Linked DNA regions of Homo sapiens: region 2 is linked to region 1. A link is a contact called in ENCODE Hi-C or POLR2A ChIA-PET data. All regions are on one chromosome and are shown on one strand. The core of a region is the stretch at or near the end of the contact, and the rest is flanking DNA. Distances in the headings are between cores, read along the strand shown. Region 1 overlaps LOC124909408 (a long non-coding RNA gene). Region 2 holds the start of ATP6V1A (ATPase H+ transporting V1 subunit A).

What was found. A loop is a pair of places that touch in the nucleus more often than their neighbours do. ChIA-PET counts read pairs that join two places held with the same protein, here RNA polymerase II (POLR2A). Pooled maps may share reads with other maps.
Region 2: a pooled map shows a loop between it and region 1 (5-fold over the local background). The contact joins the promoter of ATP6V1A here to the enhancer-like site in region 1. A Hi-C loop is called at or near these places in 1 of 50 pooled maps. POLR2A ChIA-PET finds 5 or more read pairs at or near these places in 2 of 52 experiments (GM10248 and activated CD4-positive, alpha-beta T cell).

What each region holds. Positions count from the first base shown.
Region 1 is chr3:112,403,427-112,410,737 of GRCh38, reverse strand. The region is part of intron 1 of LOC124909408 (a long non-coding RNA gene); the gene reads right to left. LOC105374041 (a long non-coding RNA gene) reads left to right here and starts at 6,323. Exons shown (of 4, transcript XR_924334.3): 1 at 6,323-6,385. RefSeq lists an enhancer at 3,935-4,457. Within about 2 kb of position 3,102, at least 3 of the 41 ENCODE cell types and tissues checked have a DNase peak (open chromatin) inside an H3K27ac peak, as active enhancers do.
Region 2 is chr3:113,744,446-113,751,756 of GRCh38, reverse strand. It overlaps ATP6V1A (ATPase H+ transporting V1 subunit A), which reads right to left and starts at 4,722. Exons shown (of 15, transcript NM_001690.4): 1 at 4,644-4,722. NAA50 (N-alpha-acetyltransferase 50, NatE catalytic subunit) reads left to right here and starts at 5,508. Exons shown (of 5, transcript NM_025146.4): 1 at 5,508-5,815. The coding sequence starts at 5,808. RefSeq lists enhancers at 4,765-5,134, 4,456-5,191, 5,192-5,927, 6,175-6,324, 5,928-6,664 and a silencer at 5,485-5,604.

The DNA.
Region 1 (7,311 bases), core at 1,853-4,352:
GGTTTAGTGATGTTTGTTCTCTGTGAAGCTAAGCTATCTCAGCTAGGTGGTTGAGGACATTTGTACTGTCTGGACTAGGCAGAGGTGAATATGATTGAATGTGTAAGACAGTGCCAATTATGTACCATATATAGCTGTGTGTGTTTCCTTCTGTCTAAAATATCAACCTATGCTTGCCTTTAATCTCATCCTCAATTGCAATGCTCAAAACCCCTCCTAGTGTCATTATATTGTCAAAAAATACTCTGAATCACAGGTTTAGAGAGATAAAAATTCTAACTTCTCTTAAAGAAACAACGTCTGAAAATCTTTTCATTTGTGTTGTTCCACATGAAATGACTTTAAGTGTTGAATGTGCACATTATTCCTACATTCTGAGACTTAGATTTATAGCTTATGAGTTGTCCTTCTAAAGGTATACTCTTCATATGCCAGTGACTCCCCAGCTTATACAGCAGTTATGCCTTATTGGTGAGGGATGCGTTCAAAGACTCCTTGTGGATGCCTGAAACCTGTTACCAAACCCCATATATCTCTAGTGCACATCTAAATCTGTGTTTAGACGAACAGAACCAGCTTTGTACCCGATTATCTTCACCAAGATGTCTGACTTACGTAAATCTCAAACTTGTCGTATTTAACACAAAGTTCTTAATTTCCTTCCTTTTTCAAGCCCACTTCTGCTGTGTTTTCTGTTTAAGTAAATAACACTCATCCATTTAGTTATGTCAAAAACCTAGGAATTATCCATGACTTCTCTCTTACTCTTTCTGCACTTTAAATGCATCAGCTAGTACTGTCTTCAAGAATGTATCCTTTTTACCCAGTCCTCGCCATCTCCTTTACTATCCCCCTTGCCCAAGCCACTATACTTTCATCCTGCTGTGGAAGCAGTTTTCCAACCCTCCTTACTCTCCTTTTGACCACTTAATATACATTCTTCACTAGCCAGAACAATCTTTGAAAAATGTAACCTACCATATGTCACTCCCCATTTGAAATGTTCCTATTGGGATTTTAAGATGATATTAAATACTCATTTTCTCAGCTCTCAAGTCTGGATTCAATTGAGAGGCAGACAGATTTGGGCAAATGAGATAAAATATTTGTTTTGTATTGATAAATGGTTGGATTGGCAGATATTGCCTTGTATTGAGTATGGTCGTAAAGACATCACTAATATTTAACTTATCTACCTATTTATTTTCCCTCACTTTGAAGTGTGGTTAGAATTTGGAGGAAGCAATTTCATGAAGGTAGAAATAAGATTGCCCTCATAAAATATGTTATGTCCTCATAAAATAAATATTTATATATTATATATAAAATATATAAATTTATTATCTGATCCTTCCCAAGAGAGATTCCGCACCTCTGGTTGCCCTTAGGCTTAATCATTAAGCCAGAACCATAAAGAGAACAAAAAACATTACCTGTGCCCAACGTTTTATGGCCTTTGTCACTCCTCAAGTAGTCTCTCCAAAGGAGGAATGTCTGACGTGGTAAGTAAGTTTGAGAGGAAACTGGATTTTGTTGGATCCACCCCTTCTGAAGTCTCTTGTTGTCTTCCTCCCTCAAGAGATGTCTGCCCTATTTTCCACTTGTTTGGAAACTATCTCCCCTGTCTGGTGTCCTTGCAGCTGTGCATCTGTCAGTCTGTGCTGGTAAGCTTTCTCCCTCAAAAACCGACTTGATGTGCTTCTCTGTTCTTATAATATCTGGCTCATATACCTGCATTTCACTAACCTAACCTATATATTATATATAATTTTGTTGTTTATATGTTCATCTTTTATACCTCACTGAGTTCCTTGAGGGTAGGAACAGTGAGTTGTATTTTTTTTTGTTTTTTTGTTTTCTTTTTTTTTTTTTGACTCCATGTTCTCAGAACTCTGGCACAGAGTAAATACAAAATATTTCTTCTTCCTTTCTTCCTTCCCTCCTTCTCTCTCTCGTTCTCTCCCTCTCTCTTTCTCTCTTTATTTCCTTTGTCTATCTTTTAAATCACCAAAACAATACTTTGTATGCAGTAGGTATTTTCCTGCCTAGTACATACCCAAGTATTTTTCAATATCGTTGCAAAGTAATTAGTCTTAGAATTCCCACCTAGATTTTTAGAGGGATTTAAGTCTGATAGTGTTGTCTATATAATGTGAAACAATGTTATTTTACTCAACTGTAATGTAATATCAACAGTTTGTTATATGTATCTGTTTGCACACTTTATGGACACCTCATATTTTGAGATATCTGCCATATCTCAAATGTTGTAAAACCTATCTTAAGTACTAAACAAATGACTGATACAAGCATGTTTTATCTCGATATCTGAACACTCCTCATTACTTATAATCTATATCACCAACATTAATTTTCTGTCTCTCATTTGTTCATGCTTGTTTACATTTGGTAATAGCTGGACAAGTATTAACCAGGTTGGAAGTTATGTTTAAGATGGTGAACTGATTAAGCAATAAGTAAATGTATGAGCCTATATAACTAAAAAATCTGAATATTTAGCTTTTGGAGCAGCTGGATGAGAAGCTTATATATATCTGTTATCAGGACCTAGACAATTTTTCTTTAGGTCCTACTTTTGTTTTCTTTAGGTCTACTTTTGTTCACCTCTAATTAGGATCCATTCTTAGTTATGCTCTGTCCTTGTAGTTGCAAGATGACTGCAGCAGCTCTAGAACACTTATCTTTAAAACTCCACACCCAGGAGAAAAGGGAAAGTCCTTGTCTCAGAAAGTTCTAAGAAAGTCTTAGAATAGAATCTCACAGATCTTGATTTCACAGACTTGGATCCTGTGTCCATTCTGGAATCAAACTGTGGCCAGAACAAATAGCGATTAATAAAATGTATTGTTAGAATGAGGATTTGGCCAAAAGTGCACTCCCAGAGCCAGGTATGAAATCAACTTTATACATATAGAAAGGTAGGAGAAGGGAATCCCCCAAAACAAAATCAGAGTTCTGTAACCACAAGATGAGATCTTGATTACAGGTGGTAAACCCAACAAATGTTCATTATAGATGTCCTGATACATTGTATGGTCTCGGTAGTACATATGAAATTCACTTTGGGGAATTCACAGAAAGAGGCAGCCTTTCTCAGGAGAATTAAACTGATGTTTGGAAAGATGCCCATATGAGGGAAGAGAGAGACCTCTCATATTATTTTATATTGTTTTATACTCAGTACCTGTTTTAAGAAAAAACAACAAGGAAGTAAAACCAAAGACAGGCAGCCCGGCGTCAGGCCCAAAACCAGGCCTGGGCCTGCCTGGCCTAAACCCAGTAGTTAAAAATCAACTCATAACTTACAAACCGATGTTATTCATAGATTCCAGACATTGTGTGGAAGAACACTGTGAAACTCCCTGCCCTGTTCTGTTTCTCTCTGACCACCGGGGCATGCAGCCCCTGTCACTGCCTGCTTGCTCAAATCAGTCACGACCCTTTCATGTAAAACCTTTAGTGTTGTGAGCCCTTAAAAGAGACAGAAATTGTGCATTTGGGGAGCTCGGATTTTAAGGCAGTAGCTTGCCAATGCTCCCAGCTGAATAAAGCCCTTCTTTCTACAACTCGGTGTCTGAGATGTTTTGTCTGCGGCTTGTCCTGCTACACATAGACTGCTGATTAGGAAAGACCATCCATATTAAAAGGGCATTAACAGGTAAAGAAAACATTGGTTTCCCATATGAATCAAAAACAATAATAATAAAAGCAGATGCCTCAACTATCAGCCATTGATCCATCACTGAGCTGTCTCTTAAGAGTGCCATCTCCTGGGTGACAGCAACAGGACTCATTTATTTAATTTGATAATTGTTAATGAAGTTAATAATACTGTATTGTAAATTTGAAATTTAATAAGAGAGCAGACCTTTGTTTTTACCACATACACAAAAGGTAACTATGTGAGGTGAGGGATGTGTTAACTAACTTAATTTTGGCAATAATTTCACAATGCATATGTACATCAAAGCATCATACTATACAACTTAAATATGTACAATTTTATTTGTCTATTATACCTCAGTAAAGTGGGAAAAAGTATTAGTTAAACAGTATTATGAAAGCCTGAAGGCCTTCTATGTTGTAGTTGGCACTCTGTTAGGTGCTAGGAAAAGACATATTTTTTTAAAGGATAACCCTAGGAGCCAAACATAGGATAATGATACTAGTGCCCAAAGAGACCGGCTCCATCAAAGACAAAGCTCAGAAGATGCCTTGAGGCTAAAAGAATTGCTGTCCTTGGCCAGGTGCAGTGGTTCACACCTGTAATCTCAGCACTTTGGGGGGCCAAGGTGGGTGGATCACCTGAGGTCTGGAGCTCAAGACGAGCCTGGGCAACATGAAACCCATCTCTACTAAAAATACAAAAAATTAGCCAGGTGTGGTGGCACATGCCTGTAATCCTAACTACTCAGGAGACTGAGGCAGGAGAATCGCTTGAACCTGGGAGACAGAGGTTGCAGTGAGCCGAGATCATGCCCCTGCACTCCAGCCTGAGCAACAGAGTAAGACTCCATCTCAGAAAAAAAAAAAAAAAAAAAAGAATTGCTGCCCTTAAAGGTGAAGCGAGTCTCTTGTAGAGCTGATCACCTGGCATTTTGAGCTCTTTCAGAGGTCATAGACCTCTGGAGAGAGAAACTGAGACACGTAAGAGGGTGGAAACGACTCAGTGGTGACACACTGAGGAGTCCTGCCCACAAGCAGCACACACTGATGCATCACCCAAAAACCCTAGGCCACAGCTCAGTTCCTCCTTTTAAGAAAATAAATAAATAAATAAATATATACATAAAACCAGGAAACAATCTAAGAATGAGGAGAAAACAAGGAGAATGACCCACTTTTGTGCACTCCATAGGTTTTACGGCACCTTTACTTGCCAGAGTAAAATGGAAGTAATACAGTCTTTGTGCACATTTAGATTAAGGAAAAAGAGCCCTAAGGTGGACCTGTAAACTATAGAGTTCCCAGGTCCCCTTTTTCTGTATTTTCTTTTCTGCCTGCTTTAAATCTGCTGTTATGTTTCTGCTGAGATAAAAACCACTGTTTGGATCTAACAGGTTTTGTTTGTTTGTTTTTTGCGAGCTGGCAAATTTGTATTTATCTCATGGCTAAAGTACTGAAGTAAAAGCTGTAGAAGCTGTGTGTGTGTGTGTGTGTGTGTGTGTCTGTATATGTGTGTTTGTATATATTTGAAGGCCTTTATAATAGACTTCTATAATGTTATGTTCAATCGGCAATTAAATCCATTTTAATTTCCCTCCAGCTCACCAGGCTTTCTCTTCTTACACTCTTTTTTTTTTGAGTCAGAGTCTCACTCTGTTGCCCAGGCTGGAGTGCAGTGGTGCCATCTCAGCTCACTGAAATCTCTGCCTCCTGGGTTCAAGCGATTCTCTTGCCTCAGCCTCTCGAGTAGCTGGGATTACAAGCGCACCAGCACACCTGGCTAATTTTTGTACTTTTAGTGGAGACAGGGTTTCACCATGTTGACCAGGCTGGTCTCAAACTCCTGACCTCAAGTGATCCAACTGCCTCGGCCTCCCACAGTGCTGGGATTACAGGAGTTTGCTGGCCCACTGGGCCCTCTTCATACCTTATGATGTAAATTTTGTTATCTGATTTTCACCTGAGTTGTTTCCTCTAAAATGCAAATTTAAGGCTATTTAGCTGACAACTGCCCAGGGTGAGCTTAAAAAAAAAAAAAGGAAAAAAAGGAGGTCTTTATGAATCTATAAGATGTACTTCTATCAGCATGCCTAATACATCTATATATTTATTTGTTGTGTACACAATATTTCACTATTAAAAATATATAAACGAGCTCTGATTAATTGGATTAAAAAATAAAAGTGCTTAAATCAGATACTAAAGAACAAAGACTAGTTAAATGCTTTTTCAAGTTCAAGTGAGTTAAGTAAAATCTTTAATAAATAAGTTGGCTTTAAAATTATTGGTAAAATAATATTAGAAATGTCTTAACAATTTGCCAGCGTACGTTTTTGTTGGCATTTATTAATCAAGCATTTTCATACTTATTCCTCCTAAATACTATAAGGTGTCAAAACTTGGCATAGGGGTTACAAAACTATTAACCCAGCCCAAAACAGAATGATCTCCACTTTCATAATCTTTAATAAATAAGACATGAGTATTGATTTAATCAAAATAGTTACATCTTAAATTTAGTAAGATTACTATAACTTCTAATCTTGTGGTTTTAGGCGGTCTAGTTCACAGGCAATAAAGTTTGTTATTGTCTTTGTTTCAAAGCTAAACTATAAACCAGGTTCTTCCCAAAGTTAGTTCGGCTTACACCCAGGAATGAGCAAGGACAGCTTGGAGGTTAAAAGCAAGATACAGTCAGGTAGGTCAAATCTTTATAATCTGAAGGTTTAATTTAGAAAGTTATATTAAATTAAATAATAGATATTTCATTAAGTATTTTCCAATAAAACTGTATTTGTAGAAAAACATTCTTTCTAAGAAAAAAGTGTGCCCTTTAAAAAGGTGAACAATTTTGTCTAATTCAAAGCTTATTTAGAGGTCTTGTATAAAACAAGGTAAAAGGAACCAGGAAATAAAGGAGATGTAAAGAAAGTTATAAAAATAAAGAGGTAGGTTTTTTTTTGTAAGAAAGCTTAAAGAGAAATAATTTTATACGAGAAGAATCTTGTATGGTAAATTTAGTCCTAGAGTAAAATGACTGGTTGTTTAAGAAAGGAGGATGTTTAGGACAAACCAGAAAGTCGAAGCATGGTCTATGTAAGTCACAATGAGAGGATTAAAATACCCCCAAAGCCCCAAAAACTTTTATATGATCAACTTGTCATATTATTATTAAGTTTTGATTTGTTAGGAAAAAAACTGAGTTGAAAAACCTTTAAAAAATTAGGGTTATTACATCTGTGTGTCTCTCTGTATGTGTGTGTGATTTTTTGTTGTTGTTGTTTTGATACGGAGTCTTGCTCTGTCACCCAGGCTGGAGTACAGTGGTGCGATCTCAGCTCACTGCAACCTCTGCCTCCCGGGTTCAAGCCATTCTCCTGCCTCAGCCTCCCAGGTAGCTGGGACTACAGGCGTGTGCCATCACACCTGGATTATTTTTGTATTTTTAGTAGAGACAGGGTTTCACTATATTGGCTAGGCTGGTCTCAAACTACTTGTGACATTGAGTTATAGGGCTCTGACTCCTGGGTCTAAAAAGGACACCAAATCCACTAAATTTTAAACACTGACAGTAATTAAAGCCCCATCTTCAGGCCCTGTAGAAGATGCCATCAAAATAAACTG
Region 2 (7,311 bases), core at 3,473-5,972, 1.3 Mb before region 1:
TTTATATATACATACACACACATTGCGTACTTTATATACTACAAATATTTACTCTATATATAGTATATACATAATATGTATATACTAAATATAAATGAATACACTTATAAAAACCAAAGTCGCTATCATTTCACCATAGGGAAAAAAGAGAATAGCAAAACTAATATTCTCTTCAGAAATTATATGGAAAACATTTTTATTGCTCACATTTCATTTATTTAAAATAAAGTTACTTAGTATAAAGAATAAATTCATTCCTAAATCAATAAATCCATTTGTTATAATAGACAATCAACATTAAGGAAAAGTCAATAAACTTAATAAAATCTTTCCTTAAGACAAATGAGTAATTTTTTTTTTCAGGAATAAAGTGATTCATAAACTCATGATAGCTATACTTACTGTTTAATTTGCTGATATTTTCCATTGCAAAACTACTAACCCTTGTGAATCATGAATTTAAGAAGGGAAGAATTTTACTCTAGTTTATGTCTCCATTATGTTCTCTACATTTCTTTGTCTATTTCATATAAGGATAAAAATAAGATATAAAAACACTTAATTTTTTTAAAAAGACAAAATTTTTAAGCTTATAAGCATTAACTCAAAAGTCCCTGCTCTACAATCTGTACAATTTTAATATACTTCTATAATCCATTGCAGGAATAAAAACTTCAAAATTGAAGAACTGCCTCCTTAAATTTATTCCATACATTAATGATTACAAGCTTTGGAAAATCTTTATATAGAAAATATTAAGACACTGCAGTTGCCCAAATAAGGGACTTTATCTTGATATTTTTCAGATAAAATTAATAAATCTGTTTTAGAATCTTTGCTACAAGTACACTTTTCTTGTTCCCCCATTTTTTGGGTAATAGCTTCTTTTCAAATTCTACTCTCTTCTTCATGCCCCAAACCTGCTGCTCACAGGGACATCAGTCAATTCTGTGGGTTGTCTTAAGTCTTTAGAAATTCAGTATATAAAATCAAAGTAGTTATCAGTAAAATTAATTAAAAATTTTTTTTACAAAATATGTTCTAGGCATTTTACATTCATGATCTAACTTAATAGCACCATCTATAGATTTAAACGTGAGAAAACTTAACCTTACTTAAGTACACTGTCCAAAGTCACACAGTTATTAAGTGGTAGGGCCAGAACTTCAACTAGGTCTCTATGACTGGGAAATCAATTCATGTAAAGTCTGAGCTACACTGCTTTACCATTTTACACACCACTTAGTTTTTTTTGTTTTTGTTTTTGTTTTTTTTGAGATGGAGTCTCACTCTGTTGCCCAGGCTGGAGCGCAGTGGTGTGATCTTGGCTCACTGCAACCTCCACCTGTCGGGTTCAAGTGATTCTCCTGCCTCAGCCTCCTGAGTAGCTGGCACTACAGGCGCGTGCCGCCATGCCTGGCTAATTTTTTTAATTTTTTTAAGTAAAGACAGGGTTTCACCGTGTTAGCCAGGATGGTCTCGATCTCCTGACGTTGTGATCTGCCCGCCTTGGCCTCCCAAAGCACTGGGATTACAGACACCACTTAGTTTTTAAGATATTTTCACATAGATTACCTAGGGTTTATGTCATAGGAAGGTTCCTAAGTATCAAACCTGAACCCCTCCCCAGCATTACGTAAAAGGACATATAACTAAAGTGGCAGAGCTGAATGAAGATCCTCTGACTTTTAGTCTAGTGCTAGTCCACTTATAGATCACGCAGAGCCACTTTTTCATTTAGTACGATTCATTCCTCTTCCCTTCTCTCCCATATTTTGATGATAACCATACTTATTAGTAAACAAACATGCTGTGAAAATAAGTTGGTCTCAGCATTAATAAAGTCCATCTGAGGTTTTTATCTATTGTATTGACCATGAATTTGGAAGGTTATTACCAGTTTATATTTAAAAGCTAACATTTAGTGCACAACTTTAGGAAGAGCTATGATCTGCAAAAATTAAAGTGGTTTAATTTCTTTGTCTAATTGCCCAACATTCATTCAATAAATAATTTATTGAGTACCTATCAGGTACTTCAGTATTCTGGTGCTGAAGACACAATAGTATTATAGTTCACAGTCCTGAGAGCTTTATGATTTGCTGAGGAAGAGCCCAGGGAACAGGAATTAAATACAATGCTAGAAGTGCAAGTAGAAGAATAGAAAAGATGATGATGATGATTAGTAGTAGTCTATAGGACTGAGTGGCTACCTCTGCCCATGGGGAAGAAAGCATTCTTAGTGGTGGCAAAAATCTATAAAGGCACTGAAAACAAGAACTCAGGAAAAGAAAACCAGAAGTGCCAAGGGCCCTAAAATAAAACCAAACCCTTATGCTTTATTTAATAGTGGACTATAGCACAATTCCCTAATAAATGTTAAGATTTCTACATGTAACACTCATAAACTGATAAGGCTAGTCTCAGAAATGTTTTCCAGGCTTCCAATCGTGTGTGTGTGTGTGTGTGTGTGTGTGTGTGTGTGTGTGTGTGATCTGTGTATAATGTCAAAGCTTTTTTTCACATTTAACCTTACTAGCAATGTAATCACCAATTCCCACTACTAATCTACATTTCATCAGTGGTCTAAGTTATTGCTTTCACGAGTTCCCTAAAACTGGGGGAATTGTGAAGTAAAACTGCAGACTCATCCAACCACTTTCATACTGACATTTTCCCCTCTAGTAGTCAATGCTTCTAGCTGGTTTTCTCTTTCACATTTTGGTCTCAGCCAGACAGGACTAGTTAGGACTTCCAGACCACATAAGGAATTCTCCTTACGTGGTGCAATGTCACCTGGTCACTGAAGTAACACTTCCTTTTTTTCTTCCCCTCTCCTCTAGAGATCAAGGAACCTTATTATGGAGAAAATTAATGGATAAAACTACATATATATATCTACAGCAGGCATGATGACATAAATATATCAATACATTAGTCTATTGTCCAGTATGGGTCGTAAGTACGAAATGCTAAAATGGTAAATCCACAAGAGATAGTAGTAATCTTCATTACTTGGGGAAAGCAACATCTCCGAGGTTATGTTTTCTACTAAGGAGCATCAATAAGCTAGGTTATGTATTTTGCACTTACTATAAAAATACTTTGTTAAACTGCTGCTATTGTAGAATTTTAACTTTTTATTCTCCTTAACAAAATAAGACCGTTTATTGTATAGAATTTGGAAGACACAGAAAAACAAAAATAAATCAGTCACATCCACCAAAGATGATTCCATCTTCCTCATTTTCCAGCAGTCTTCTTTAATTACCTTAGTTAGAAAACTACAAGATTTAACTGAGCATATAATTTTTCATATTAAGAAAGGTGTAATTTAAATTTTAAAAATCAAATTTGTAATATTCGTAAGACCTTCAATTGAAAAGCAGCATGGAATTTTCTGAGTTTGCAGTATAAATAAAAGAGTTTAACCACAAACTGAAAAACATTCTTCCCTAAAGCACATTGTTTGGGATCAAAACATTGGTAATAATACATTATGGACGGAATGGGAGTACTTGGGTTGGACAACACCTGTATTTTCAATTGGACAACAATTTCTGTATTTTCACAAAATACTATTCATCAAAATCTGAAGAGGGCACCGGGAGTTTTACAAATGGGGAAAGCTAAAGAGGGATACAAATGCTACTTAACCTAAATTTACCACAAAGCCGATCAAGGAATAGATTGGGAGTGCCAATTCAGTAGTATTTTAGGGGAAAATGACAAAAAGGGAAGGATTGACGGCAGAAAACATGTGCAGACAGCAACATCTCGACTTGATTCTACCTTTAAGCATATGGCCAAATCAATTTGGTTTAACTATTTCCAACCCAATCAGTTTCTTATTTCGGTTTCAGGGAACCCTACTCACTCTTCCCTAAACCAGCCTGGGCCTCCTGCACACCACAACACCACAATACCATCTTTCAACGCCTCCTCATTCAATCGAGACTGTCGCATTACTAACACCTCCTGTTTTGAAGACAGTATTCCTTCAACTGTCCTCTCTGCAGAGAAGAAAAAGTAAAAGCCCTTCTTTTACTTTTCTAGTCCCATCCGAAGCACGTGAACATCTACGGAACCTTCCCTGCAGGTATGTCAGATAAAATCCTTAGAATCACTGAGAAAGCACATTCGGAGGGAAGCTTCACAGTGACTCTGCAGTGAGGGCCGTATCAGTGACAGTCCCTCCCAAGCCTGTCTCACCGGAGACGCCTCTGCCTCCAGGGTTTTTGCTACCTCCCCGCTCCTCAGCCCTGAGCTGAGGGTAAGGACAGTGAGGACCTTTGCCAAAGAATGGGCTTTAAGGAATGGGACCTAATGTCTACTGCAGACCCTGTGAAATGGCTGAAACAATCTGCTACCCGAAGCCCCAAAGGCTCTGAGTAGGGAACCATAATGGCCGCACTCACTTCCAACCCTGGGAAAGGTGGACATCTGAATCCCCAAGTAGCGGGAACGACCACACTTGGGGGAGCGGGGGTTAAGGAGAAATGAGCTCCTTGCCGGTGCAGGGTGACAGCGGGGAGGAAGCCTCAGGCAGAAAAGTCGCCGTTCACACTCTCCCTTCTCTCCTTCCTCTGCCTCCTTCCACCCCCTCTATCCCCACCACTCGCCAGTTACCGGTCGCCGCTCACCTGCTGGGGCGCGAGGTGCAGAGACTGTACCGACCGAGGACCCAGAGGCTGTCACCACGGAGGGGAAGTCCTCAGCTGCACAGGTTGGGGGGGGGGGGGGGGGCGGGCCCAACCAGTCACATGACGTCGAGCTCCGCCCTGCCTCCTCCATCCCAGCGCTCTACATCTCGGGGGGCCTGAATTTTTACGGATCCCTTGAATATTAATTTTCTTGGATTAAAGAAATAAAAGATAAATTTTCACAAAGAGTATGTTATAAAGTACAATGTGGAAAATGTGGACAGCAAGAGTTAAAGCGCATTGCTAAGGAAGTGACGTTCACGCCACAATCGAGGGACAGGAAATGGCGGTGGCGTTCCGTCCCTCTGGAGTCCGCCGGTAAAATTCCAGGCTCTGAGGTTTGGGCCAATCACGTGATCTTAAAACTTGAGGCGTGCTGGAGGGTAGCCAATCTATCTGGCCGATTGTTAACTACGTTTGTTTTAAAACACCTAACTTAAACTTGAGCTTTCCACAGATTTCTTTACATTTAGAAGAACTAACTTTATAAAACCCTACTAGGAGGCAACAGCGTTTGAAGGTCACTCTGGAGACCACAAACTGGGAAGAACGGGGCTGAGAAAAACTATCTTGCGGATATGGGACAAGAGAGGGAGGGGTGGAAAAATCTGGATTTTACCGCCAGGGCCTACCGAGCCAGCCCCACAAGCAGTGTCGTAAGCGGGTGGGAGGGAGGAGCATGACCCCAGAAGGCCCAGTCCAGGAGAAAGATGGAGGTTCCGGAGTGGAGGGGGCAGGGTGCGCGGAGGCGAGCAGTGCGGCTGCGCGTGAGGCGGCGGCGCGCCGGCGCGCGAGGGGCGGGGTGAAAGGTCACAGCGCGGCAGCGGGTCTGGCTGGCGGCAGCGGCGGGAGGGAGCCGAGAGACCCGAGTGCACGTGTGGAGAAGCGGCGGCACAAGCGCGGCGGCGGGAGACACTCCCGCCCCCACCAGACTCAAGCCCTCACTCGACTCTCGCGGCCTTCGTTGCTCGCACAGCTCCCTGCCCAGGCTAGGAGGCCGGCTTGCGGGGTTGAGTGGCCCGAGCTAAGGGTGCGGAGACCTAAGGGCGGCGACTACGACGGCGTTGATATCGGTGGTAACGACGGCCTCAGCAGGCGGGGAAGATGAAAGGGTGAGGAAGGGCAGCCGGGCAGGGCCCGGCCGGTGGGGTAGAAGGGTCCGGGCCCATGTAGAGGGGGAGAGCCGCAAAGGCGAGGAGAGATTCAGGGCGAAGACGGGCGGAGGGAGATTTCTCTGCTTCTCAGTTCCCTCGGCTCCCGGAGGGGGCGGAGGCGAGGCTCGGGCTGTTGGCGGGCTGAAGGGCCAGCGGAGGCAAGACCCGGGGGGCTTCAGGGTTTCGGTTCGGAGACGAGTGTGGGTTGTTGAGTGGGGAGAAGCGACCGAGTGGGGCAACATGGAAAGGCTATTGTGAAGCGCCCGGGGCCTCCTTCCCGGGAGCGGACCGCTGAGCCACGCCGGCCCGCAGCTCCAGGTGGAGTGGTTTGGTTGTCTTCCACCTCCAGACTCAACTCTGGAACTGCGGTGTTTGACACCTTTCAGTTTAATTCACGCTTGGGAGCTGTGCAGAACCTTCTGGAGGAAGAAGAAATTGGAATAAAGAGCACGGGGATGAGTATTAAGAGCTAGTGACTCAACTAGATTTGGGTTGGGTCACAGCGAGTGGAGGAGGGGGAGAGAGCGCGATCACTGTAGACTTGGGGTGCCAACATATTTAAGGAAGTATAGGGTGGATCAGTAGGTGGAGCTGTTGCTTCAGTAGTTCACTATTGCCCCTGAGTGCTGAGGCGGTCCTGGGTAGTTCTACCACGCTGCTCCTTTCAGGTGATTGGCAAAGTTAATGTTCGGTCTTTCACCGTTTGCCTCTTACGTAAAATTAGGAATTATTTTGGATCGACTGGTTAAGTTTTTATGAAATGTCTCCTTACCATTAAGTTGTATAGTTTTAATGTATTAATTACGTAACATTTTTCCGAAGCATTGTCTCAAGCCGTTTTGGAGCTTGTCTTTACCCTCAAAGAGATGAAGCTCATAAACGTTAAAAAGCTCTCTGCGATGCCATAGTTTGTTGTTGTAAGTCGATTAAGAAGTCGTAACTATGTTTTAAGTTAACGAAGTCATTCCAACTATTCAATAGCACTTTTGAGGATGAAATAAAAGTCACTTTCAACGTAATCTCATACTGCCCCAAACAAGGACCTAAATATTACCTCTGTGTATCGGTATTTGAGGTTCCTGAAGAGATTCCAAGAAAGTTTAATTTGGTCTTAGGTCTGTAACATGTTTCCTTACTTTAATTTTCCTTTAAATACTGGATATTTATTCTAATGTTGAATTGTATGTTTTGTACTAATAATCTTTAAAGTTTAAGAACCATGAACTATTCACAGTACCTGCATTGTTTCACATCAAGTTGTAAAGAGTTCCAGTTAGGGAAATATAATTGACGGGTATAGGAAGTATTTGCTCCACTTGAATCATGATCTTGGAAGTTTGGCTATTTCAGATACAATCCAACATATTTGGAGAATGTTGTTTTTCTGCTATACTGCACTCCTTTTGTTTTGTTCTTTTCATTTTTTTTTTTTTAATGAGGCAGGGTCTGGCTCT